Regions from separate parts of the Homo sapiens genome. Here region 1 is linked to region 2. A link is a loop called in an ENCODE intact Hi-C map of the cell type or tissue named here. Cell type or tissue: dorsolateral prefrontal cortex. All regions are shown on one strand. Each heading gives the region's core, and the rest is flanking DNA. Links, peaks and the distances in the headings are about the cores only.

Region 1 (5,385 bases), core at 325-5,324, 57 kb before region 2:
CTACCCCAAATTCAATGCAACTTATCTCGGACTTACGGCAAAGATTATTTTATCTTAGTTGTGGAAGCTTACCTGCCTGTTTCTTCAATAGAGATGACAAGTTGCACGTACAGTGTTACAGATGTTGTATTTGTGATCTTCCCCCCACCTTTATTAATTTGAAACGTGTTGTGTACATCTGTTGATGTCGTTTCTTTCCTGAAGGACTCACTCTCATGGGTTCCAGCCTGCACAACATGCTGTGATAAGATGCTCACCCAGAAAAGTGCTTAGTTACCAAGACGCCTGAAGTAGGCTGACACACCTTGCACACAAGCCAAGCAGTGGAAACTGCTCCACAGAGTCATGCGGTCTGCTTTGTCCTCAATAATTTAGGATGCAGGCTTTTCTGCGCATGTAAGGGAAAAGTCTGGATTAGCCATCTAGACATGGAAAAAAATTAATTCTGTGCCCTTTCATCCCTGTGTTTATTATCTATTTGTCCAGTCTCTGTAGAGTCAGATGTTATCAACCTGATAACAGTTTCCTTCCTGAGCATAAACTTGCTTATTCATTCATTCAGCCCACATAAGCTTACTCCCTGGTGATCTCATCCAGTCTTGTGGCTTTTAAATACCATCTGCATACTAATGGCTCCCAAATTTATCTCTCTAGAATCAGGCTGTGTTCAGTTGCTTACCTCCACAGGGCTGTCTAATCAACTCCTCAAAGTTGTCATATCCAAAACCAACACTTGTTCTGCCCTCATCCCCCATACCTGATCCTCCTCTGGGGTTTCCTCTTTCAATAAATGACACCCCCATTCATCTGGTCACTTAAGCTGAAATCCTTGGTGCCATCGTTAACTCTTTCCGTTCTCTCACCCCACATCCAATCCACTAGCAAATCCCGTCAGCTCCACCTGTCAAATCCAGGCACTTTGTCACCACTTTTCTGCTCCTTCCATAGTTCAGTCCATCATCATGCTTACCAGGACTGCTGCAGGAGCCTCCTAACATGCTTTCTTGCTTCCAGTCTGACCCTACAGCAACCCATTTTCCATATGGAAGCCAAAGGAATCTTTTAAAGTGTAAATCAGATCCTATCACTTGCCTACTCTGGCTTCTCATAACACTTAGAGTAAAACCCAAACTCCTACCTCGAACTGCATGCCCTTCACTTCCTGACTACCTCTGCAGCTTTCGCTGGCCACTATCCTCCATGCACTCTGGCCTTTTGAGTCATCAGAGCATCAAGCCTACTCCTGCTGTAGGGCCATTGAACCAGCTGTTTATTTCTGCCAGGAAGGCTCTTTTCCCAGATATCTGCATGGTTTACTCCCTCACTTCATTTAGAATCTGCCTAAATGAGATCTTCCACGACTGCAGTATTTAAAACAGGACCTCACCGCCCACATCCTTCACTGCTCTTGCCCTGCCTTATTTTTTTCCTCTACAGCACATTATTGTAGATTCATTCGTTTGTGTGTATATTGCCCTTTTCTCCAATGGAATGAAGGCTCCATGACAAGCACAACTTTGCTTTGTTCATTGCTATATCCTCAGGTACCTAGAACAGTACATGGCATCATGTGTTATACATGGTAGACACTCCATCAATATTGATGGAATGAATGAAAACACTTATTGAGTAGCCATCTTTGTTTCAGGCATTGTGCTCCAGGGAAAAAAGAAGAAAAAAGCATGACTTCTGTCCTTGGGGAACTTAACCAGGTGACAGAGACAGACACATAAGCAATTTTGTGAGACTGAGATGGCTGGGAGGCTGGAAAGCTCCAGCATGAATCTCCCAACTGTGCCTGCAGGAGTCAGAAAGGTAACCAAAGGAGCTGACATTTGAGATTATTCTTGAAGGATGAGCAGGTGTTTGCCAGACAGAGAAGAGTAGGCAGGACACTTTGGGTGGAAACGGAACATGCAACAGCATGGAGCTGTGATAGGACAAAGGTCAGTGACACTTGAATATAACCAACTTATGGGAGAGGTGAATGAGATGAGTGTCTTAGTTTGTTTTCTGTTGCTGTAAGTTAATATCTGAAACTGAGTAATTTGAAAAGAAAGAAAGGGAGTGAGGGAGGAGAGAGAGGAAGGGAGGGAGGAAGGGAGGGAGGGAGAGAGGAAGGGAAGAAAGGAAAGGAAAGGGGGAAGAGGAAAAGGAAAGGTAAGGTATTTTCTTCCAGTTCTGGAGGCTGGCATCACATGGTGAGGGAGGTTATGAGACATGGCCAAAATGGCTTTTATAAAGACCCACTCCTGTTATAACAGACTCACTCCCTCATTAATCCATTAATGAAGACAGAACCCTCATGACCCAATCACCTCCTAAAGGTCCCACCTCTCAACACTGCTGTCGCAAGGATTAAGTTGCCAACACATGAACTTTTGGGGGACACATTCAAACCATAACAGTGAGCTTGGATAGATGAACTACCAGGAAGCAACAATTTATTTCAACCCCAGCCCCCAAACATGATCCTCCCCTGGAGTTTTCCCTTACAGTAAATGACACCCTCATTCATGTAATTGCAGAAGCTGAAATTCTCAAAGTTACCCTTAACTCTTTTCATTCTCTCTCACCCCACATCCAGTCCATTAGCAAATCCTATCAACTGTACCTCTCTGTACCTTTGAAATTCATGCCAAATCAGGCCGTGGTTGCCACTCTTATGCTTCCTCACTAGTCCAAGCCATCATCATCACTCACCTAGACTGTTACAAGAGCTACCCAACAAGCCTTTCTACATCTCTTCTGACCCATATTCTATGCAAAAACAAATATTGTTATTGTGAACTGCTTTTAAGTTGGAAGAGCAACTTAGGTCAGTATAAATTAAATGAATGCCTATTAAAGATTATAGGTATGTATGTTTTGAGCAGAAGAAGGGAAATTATTTTATGTGAAAGTTTGTATCTCTTTATGGTTTGTATGACTTGTCCTTATGTTTCTGTGATATTGTATATGTGAGTATGTGTTTTTATGTGCTCATGTGTGGTTTCCTTACTGATGGAAAGACAGAGACCCCTTCATGTTTATTCTCACAGTAGCCCACACTGTGCCTGGTGCACCTGGTCAATACACCATGAATGGCAGCAAAAGGATTATTCTTGGCTGGGCACAGTGGTCGTGCCTGTAATTCCAGCACTTTGGGAGGCCGAGGTGAGTGGATGAGCCCAGGAGTTCAGTCAATACCAGCCTGGGCAACATGGCCAAACCCTGTCTCTACCAAAAAAAAAAAATACAAAAAACTAGCTGAGTGCAGTGTCCCGTACCCATAGTCCCAGCTATTCGGGAAGCTGAGGAGGGAGAACTGCTTGAGCCCAAAAGGCGGAGGTTGCAGTGACCCATGATTGCGCCACTGCACTCCAGCCTGGGTGACAGAGCAAGACCCTGTCTCAAAAAAATAAAAATAAAAAGAATTATTCTTCACCCTACAACAGACTTACTGCTGGGTTCCTTTAGTGGTCTTTTCTAACATCTTTTTAAATGATCAGTTTCCCATAGTTTATTTATATGCAATGTTTAGGTAAGTATCTGTGTCAGTGTGTCAGTGTGTTTTTAGCAGAATCCAGGAGCTGCAGCTTAAAGCAGTGGTCAGAAGAGAAGCCGTGGCCTAAAATATTTATTTTGGCAAATAAGAAAAATAGAAATAAATGAATTAAGTGTCTAACTCAAAACGTTAGAAAAGAATAATAAAACAAACTTAAAATATAGCAGGAAGGAAATAAAAGTATATCAAAAAATCCTGAATTCAAAAACTGAAAAATTGAAGAATTAATAAATGCAAAAGCATGTTGTTTGAAAACCTCAACACAATCAAGGAAACTTTAGCTGACTTGATTAATAAAATAGAGGAAATAATAAAAATAAGGTAAATAAAAGATTACAAAGGAATCATAAAGCCTGTTTTACTCAACTTTTTACAGATAAATTTAAAAATCCATAATTGTCTAAGAAAATATAATTTAGTCACTGACTTCTAAAGAGCAGGATAATCCATCAGACCAACCACCATAGAAGAACACAATTGTAAAATTCTAAATAAAATATTAGCAAACAGAGCCTAGCACCATTTTGAAAGAACAGTGTACCATAACCAAATGAGGTTCATTCCAGGAGTGATAAATATTGGAAAAATCTTTTAATATAATTTATCATATTAATAGATCTTTAAGGAACACTTATTTGATCATGTTCATAGATGCTGCAAAGGCATTGATGTAATTCAACATCTATTTTCATTAAAAACCACTTTATAAAATCAGAAGTGATGGATACCTCCTTAACATAAAATTATTATTATATATATTATTTATTATAAAATTAGCATCACGCTTTAGTAGATGTAGTGTTTATGGGATTGCAGAGTCAAATTAGCTACCATTTGGCCCAGCAGTCCCATTACTGGGTGTATGCCCAAAGGAATATACCCAGTAATAGGGAAACACCAGAAGCCATGTCAGAAACAATGAAGACAAGGGCGCCCATTGTTATTTCTTTAACATTGTTCTGAACGTACTTAGCCTGTGCAGTACAAGAGAAAGAAAGTAGAAGTGTAAAAAGTCAAAAGGACGAGGTTAAACTAATGTTTGTTATTTGCAGATGATATGATTGCACACTTGGATAGTATGCTTTCTTCTGTGAATCAGCTGGAAGATGGTGGTAACAATAACAACCCATTATGTACTAATGGATTATGTAAAACTAAACATTCTTCATATATGTGATCAACAGCTGATTAGAAGATATAATGGAAGTTAATATCCTATTTACAATAGCAAAAAAGAAAAGTTCAAATAAAATATATACACATGTGTATATATATATATGTAATGTGTATAAATATAGGAATTGAACTCAAGAACTCCTTAAGATGTAAATCTTTATTCTTGTAAATAAATGAAACTGTTTTAAAATCCTCCTGAGATGAAGAGAAAAAACAAAGATGTGAATAAATGGAAAGACAATCCATGTCCTTGGACAGAAAACCTCAACATCACAAATTTAATGTGAATGCAGTAAAAATACCAACAGAATATTTTGTAACCAAACAAGCTGATGCTGAAGTTCATGTAAAAAAAAAAAATCAAAAATAGCCAAGAATAAAAAGAGAGAAAATTGCTCTTTAGATATTAAAATATACTACAAACGTACTCATATATTTGAATTGGCATTAATGGGCAAGTCAGTGGCACCTTATAGAGTCCAGAAATAATCTCAAATACATTTGAAATTTTAGTTTACATTAAGGAAGCATCTCAAATCAGTGTGATAAAAAAGGATGTTCAATAAATGGTGCTGGGACAATTAAATAGCCTTCTGGGAAAAAGAAAGTTTGGTGGTTCATATTTACACCAAGATAAATCCTAAATGGTTCCAAAACTTACT
Region 2 (5,385 bases), core at 231-5,230:
GTAGTCAGATCTTCTGCTTTCTTTTCCATTTGTTAGCAAAGATTCTGAGATTACCCGGTTCTGTCCTAAAACCTGTCTAAGGAGCTATTAAGGAGGAAAGGCTTTGAGCTATTTTCTCCTGCCATTTTAGGGTGTATAGAATGGCAGGGTGTGTACAATATTTATAACTTTTTTGATGGCTCAGTTATTATGTCAAGCCCAAGAAAATACAAGATGGGGCAGGCTGCTGTCCATTCAAACAAAACTGTGGGTCTGTGTGACTGACTACCCTTGCTCACCTGATAGGCCTAAGTAGAAAAAGCTTATTTTTCAGTGAGGGAAACTCATGCCTGGAAAAATGCTGTATAAATGTGATGAAATTCAGACTGCTGTGGTCAACATTTATTTAATTTCAAGCTTCTGCAACAGTACAGATGGATTTGTGTTGAATAGGAATGATGGTCTTTGAAAACTTACATAAGAAATTATTGACTTGATTTTTTTAAAATACTGCCTTCTATTTCATCCTATCAATGCTCCCTGTGTTTCCTGCAAATTGTTCATGATCTCAGCAAACTGGTTGGACTAGGCCAGCATTCCAAACTGAAGTAGATCGAAGTAGGTGTCATTCATAGACTTATAGGAGACTTGGAGAAGTTCAAGAGAGCTCTCTTTGTTTTGCTAGTGGTATCCAGAGTAAATGAAAATACTATCAACCTTGTCTTTCTTCCTGGTCAACTTTATGCTGAGGGAATACTAAGAACCATAACACGTGTTGGGCTGTTGTGCTATAAGGGGAGAAGCATCAAGGATTGGAGGTTAAAAAATAAGGCATGTTAGAGTCCAGGCCCCATCCAATTTGGAATTTTTTTTTTATAATAATGGCATAGGTACCTCTTCAGCCTCTGCTTGAACACATGCAACAATGGGGAGCTCACCACCACTGAAGAGAGCTCCTTCCTCCATTTTATACAACCGTGACTACTAGCAAGTTCTTCCTTATTTGTGGCAGAAATCTATCTTCCTTAAAATTTCACTCATGATCCCGTTTACACCCTCTGGCATGAAAGAGAACAAATCTAATCTCATCTTTACATGGTAGCCTGTTAGCTCTCTGAAGGCAACTCTTATAGGGTGCCCATGAGTCTGCCTTTCTCAGTGTTTAATGTACTTCTGCCATTCCACATGCCACCTGGGGCATGGACTCAGTGATCAGTGTGATCCCTCACACACAGCCAGGACTAAGTTCGACAGCCTCCATCTGATTTGAGTGGTAAAGAGCAGAGCAGAGGCGTGACTCGCTTTCTGCATCACACATCTTTCAGTGTAGTTCAGGATCATCAGGGTAAGTTTCCTGTCACCTGTGTCACCATACTGACCCAACTCCTTAAGCCAGGACTCTCCCATCCTCTTCTTACAAAGTTGATTTTTTTAATCCTGATACAGGATTTGACATCTATTTTTGTTAAATCTTTCTGCATTTAACACATAATATCAGCCTGGGTCATCATTTGGGATCCTGATTCTATCTCCTGGAGTAGCTCACCAGTTGCCACTCACATCTTTTCTAAGACAGAGAGACAAGTTAAGTGTGACAGAGTAGGCGACGGAAGGCTGGGTCACATCACCAGACACTTCTCTTTGAGCTGCAGTTAACATTGATCCATCAAGCAGCTACTCATTGCTCAATTTTACTGTCTCCAGACCTCATTTTTTCGTATCATTCAAAGAGTGACCTAAAGATGTCAGCTGACATACTGAAATCCTGGGATGCTATTTCTGCTGCATTCTCTGAGCTGTAATCCCATCAAAACCAGAAATGAAGTTATTTTGGCATGACTTGTTCCTAATGAAGCTTGAATCATCTGCCACTTTCCTGTCTAGGTTCTGAGTGGGTGATGGTTTGTTTGCCAAGCTCAGAAAGATCAAGTATACAATTCAGATGGAGGTGGTGTTGAAAGACTTTGTTTTACTCACCAAGAGCATCAGAACATTCAGAGAGCGGGTGGAAAGGTTTTTTAAGTGCCACCTAAACATTCAAATTTAGTGACAGGGAAAATGTCAGAGAAAAGAATGCTCCATTATGTGTATTCATTATAAAAATTAAAAGAAAACTTTAAAAAAATCATTCACTACAATTCTTGGGAGAATGGCTGAAAAGATTGGGATATTATTAAAAACCAGAAATGGAAGCTGGATATTAGGGAAAAAACAAAAACTTTGAATCCCTGAAGCCCACAGTGCTGCAAATCTCTATTACAGAGAAAGCAAGTTGAACAAAAACGCAGTAGGAGGCAGCCTCTTTCAGGCAAGGCCAGCGATCCAGGGCCAGCGTCCCTAGGAGAAATATGCCCACAAGGATTCTGGACAATGGAATGAGCTTGTAAACCCCACAGGAAAAAAAAAAAAAAAACTCAGACTTTAACACACATACCGAAAAAAGCCATCCTTACAGAGCTCCCCCATCCATGGCCCAGGCACTAACAGCCCATCCCCTCCACAGGCAGGGGGCTGAGTTCAGTTCGCCGCCGCCACTATCAGTCTCCCCAGCTTTGTCTTTCCATTCTCTGGTCTCTGCCTTTCTCAGATGCAAGGCTTAAGAAAGCCTTACAAGTCCGGCTATAACAGGGCCAGGGAGCACGTGGGCAGCAGCCCACACCCGCATCCCTCCAGCCCCACACTGTCTTCCCACAGCTGTACTTTGGTTTCTCAAGCTTCTTTCCAGCATCAGAAATGACTGAGTCCTGAAAAATGCCACTGTGGAGTGATTGTTGGCTCCCTTCCTCCTAGCCCTGGTGTCTGCCTGCTCGTCCACAACCATTGGCAGCTGTTGGAAGGGGCTTTCAGTTGCCTTGCTTCTCACTGAACTGCTTTAACACCAGTTTCCTAAGAGCTCAGCTACACAGAAAAGGTGAGAGAAAAATGGCAGAAGAGTTACAGAAATCCCCTTTGTTTGAGTATTCCGATTTTCCCCCCATTTTGCAGGGAAACAGCCTCTGACAAAAGCTGCAGAGCCCCTGCCCAGCTGAGGCCCTCTGGAGCTAACCAGTTCAGATGATCTCATGTGTCTGCCCCAGGGGCAGCCCTGTGTCACTCTCAGGGACATGACCCAGGAGTGCCGGATGGACGGATGTCTGTGCATTGTTAATGTGAGAATCTTAGTGTCCCGCCCCCACTGGACTGCTGCCACCTCCCCACAGCATCTGGAGTTGTGAACTAGACAGAGAGGAGATGGCCTGTCACCACAGAGGCTGGAAGCTGCCGCCAGGGCCCCCTGAGGCCACCCACAAAACCCAGACTCCCACCAGCCCCGCCAGCAGATGAGAATCCCAGGTGGCCACCTCAGTTGTTTACTTCCCTGCAAAGGATTGAGAACCACAGTAGATGCTTGGAAACTTCTGTGCTCTCCTAAACATTAATCCGTTAATTCTCACTAGCCCCAGGAAAGATAGCAGTGCTGCCACTGCTGTTGTTGACTGATGATTAATGCTTCGTGTCTCCAACACTTTGCTACCTGTTAGTACTTCACCCCTGCAAGCACCCACCGCCCACCACACGGAAGTAACTCACAGTCCTATCCCTGGAAAATAGGAAAGGCACGGCCAAATGTCTCCTGCCCGAGGACTCAGCCAGGATAATTGTTTGGGTTCCCAGTGTTTCCCAGAATAGGAATATGTACAGCATAACCTAAAAGTGAAATGACTTCAGGTGGTATATGGAGAATTTTTTTCAAAATAATTGTGTTTATCTTAATATGTATTGCAGAAAGTATGATTCGTGTGTTAAACTTGAGATTTTGCAGATATTGCTTAGGACAAGTTTCTTTTTAAACTATATTTAAAGAAGAAAATGAGTTGCAATTAGAGAAAATATTACAATTCTAACAGTGGGTCCTAAGTACCTGTAGTTTGGGAAACAAACCATAATTCAGTACTTTTTCAGTCCACCAGCCCTGTCTGTTTTGTATAATCTCTACTCAAAGAAAACCACAGTGGCATCTTGTCAGGAGCACCTATTATCCTAAATTGTGTATAGAATATAGGAATAGGCTTTTAGGGTTCAGTACCTGTAGATGAACACACTTGTGTCTGCTTCTTTCACTCACCTATTCTTGGTTATCTGATATATTTTTTCCAAAATATCCTAGCTCTTCTGCTTGGATTCCCTAAGCATCTGTCCAGCCTCCTCACCTATTTCTGTAGCCCTCTTTATGGTGAGGGTAGAGAATGACATTCTAGCTTACTAGTGCTTTGTGTGGCATTACTTGTTTAGGACTAATTTAGATAATTTACAATAATCCTCTCGTTTCTCTGTGACCATATCTTCCCTCCTTTTCTCTTTTCTTGTGTTTCAGTTCAATGAAGTTATTTAAAAGGTCTGTCTGTTTGACTTTTGTGGACATCTTGTAATTGTAGATATTCTCCTACAGAATGGATGTGGAGGGCAGTGGGCTTGATATTAATAACCCCGCTTTCTGTTACTAAATTGTAGTTTATGGAGAGGACATGGTGGGAGAGAGGACAGGTCCATTGAGCCTGATTTAAACGAGCCTTGAATGCCATGCTTGAAGGGCTTAGGTTTTATTCTGCAAGAAGCAAAGAGATAAAGTCACTGTCATCAGGAAGGTCAGTCAGGCACCTATACAAAGGAAGGATCGGGGAAGAAAGAGACAACAGCCAGGTTGTTGCAACGGACTAAGCAAGGAGTAATAAGACCATGAAATAAGCATGTGTGTTATCCCCTATAACTGTATAACCATTCTAACAAAGTGGCTCTAACACATTTTCTTTTCCCCACTCCTGCTAGAATATGTTTTCCATTTTGATTACTCTTACATGTTTCAATACCGCTAAGTAGCCTTTTCTGTGATGATGGAAATGTTCTTCTGCACTGGCCAATATGGTAGCCAGTAGCCACGTGTGTGACTAAGGAACTGACTTTTTTATTTTATTTATTTATTTTTTGGACGGAGTTTCACTCTTGTCACCCAGGCTGGAGTGCAATGGCGTGATCTCGGCTCACCGCAACCTCTGCCTCCTGGGTTCAAGTGATTCTCCTGCCTCAGCCTCCCGAGTAGCTGGGACTACAGATGCCTGCCACCACACCCGGCTAATTTTTGTATTTTTAGTAGAGACAGCGTTTCACCACATTGGCCAGGCTGGTCTCGAACTCCTGACCTCAGGTGATCTGCCTGCCTCTGCCTCCCAGAGTGCTGTAATTACAGGCATGAGCCACCACGCCTGGCTATTTTACTTAATTTTAATTAGACAACATGTGACAACCCTATTGGACAGTGCAGGACTGGAGTACAAGTTCCAAGTGTCATGCCTGCCTTTTCACAGAGCTGAGCACATAGTAGGTACTCAATAAATATGATGGAATGAATAAATACAAAGAAGCACTATA

The links. Hi-C counts contacts between places; a loop is a spot of excess contacts. Peaks named below come from ENCODE experiments on the same cell type or tissue, not always from the same donor. Only the 100,000 strongest peaks of a DNase experiment are listed, where the experiment ranks them.
Region 1: a loop joins it to region 2, with 2.5 times the contacts of the local background. A loop is called at or near these places in 2 of 110 quality-filtered maps.

Annotation. Positions count from the first base shown.
Region 1 is chr6:90,040,220-90,045,604 of GRCh38, reverse strand. All of the region lies in intron 5 of BACH2 (BACH transcriptional regulator 2), which reads left to right. Among named protein-coding and RNA genes, the nearest start is that of GJA10, 150 kb to the right of the region's middle. In dorsolateral prefrontal cortex, for the core only: no CTCF peak of the experiment used is centred there; no DNase peak of the experiment used is centred there; H3K4me3 peaks cover 366 bases; H3K27ac peaks cover 2,038 bases.
Region 2 is chr6:89,983,227-89,988,611 of GRCh38, reverse strand. All of the region lies in intron 6 of BACH2 (BACH transcriptional regulator 2), which reads left to right. Among named protein-coding and RNA genes, the nearest start is that of GJA10, 91 kb to the right of the region's middle. In dorsolateral prefrontal cortex, for the core only: a CTCF peak has its summit at 3,201; DNase peaks (open chromatin) are centred at 2,317, 2,761 and 3,131; H3K4me3 peaks cover 1,528 bases; H3K27ac peaks cover 2,261 bases.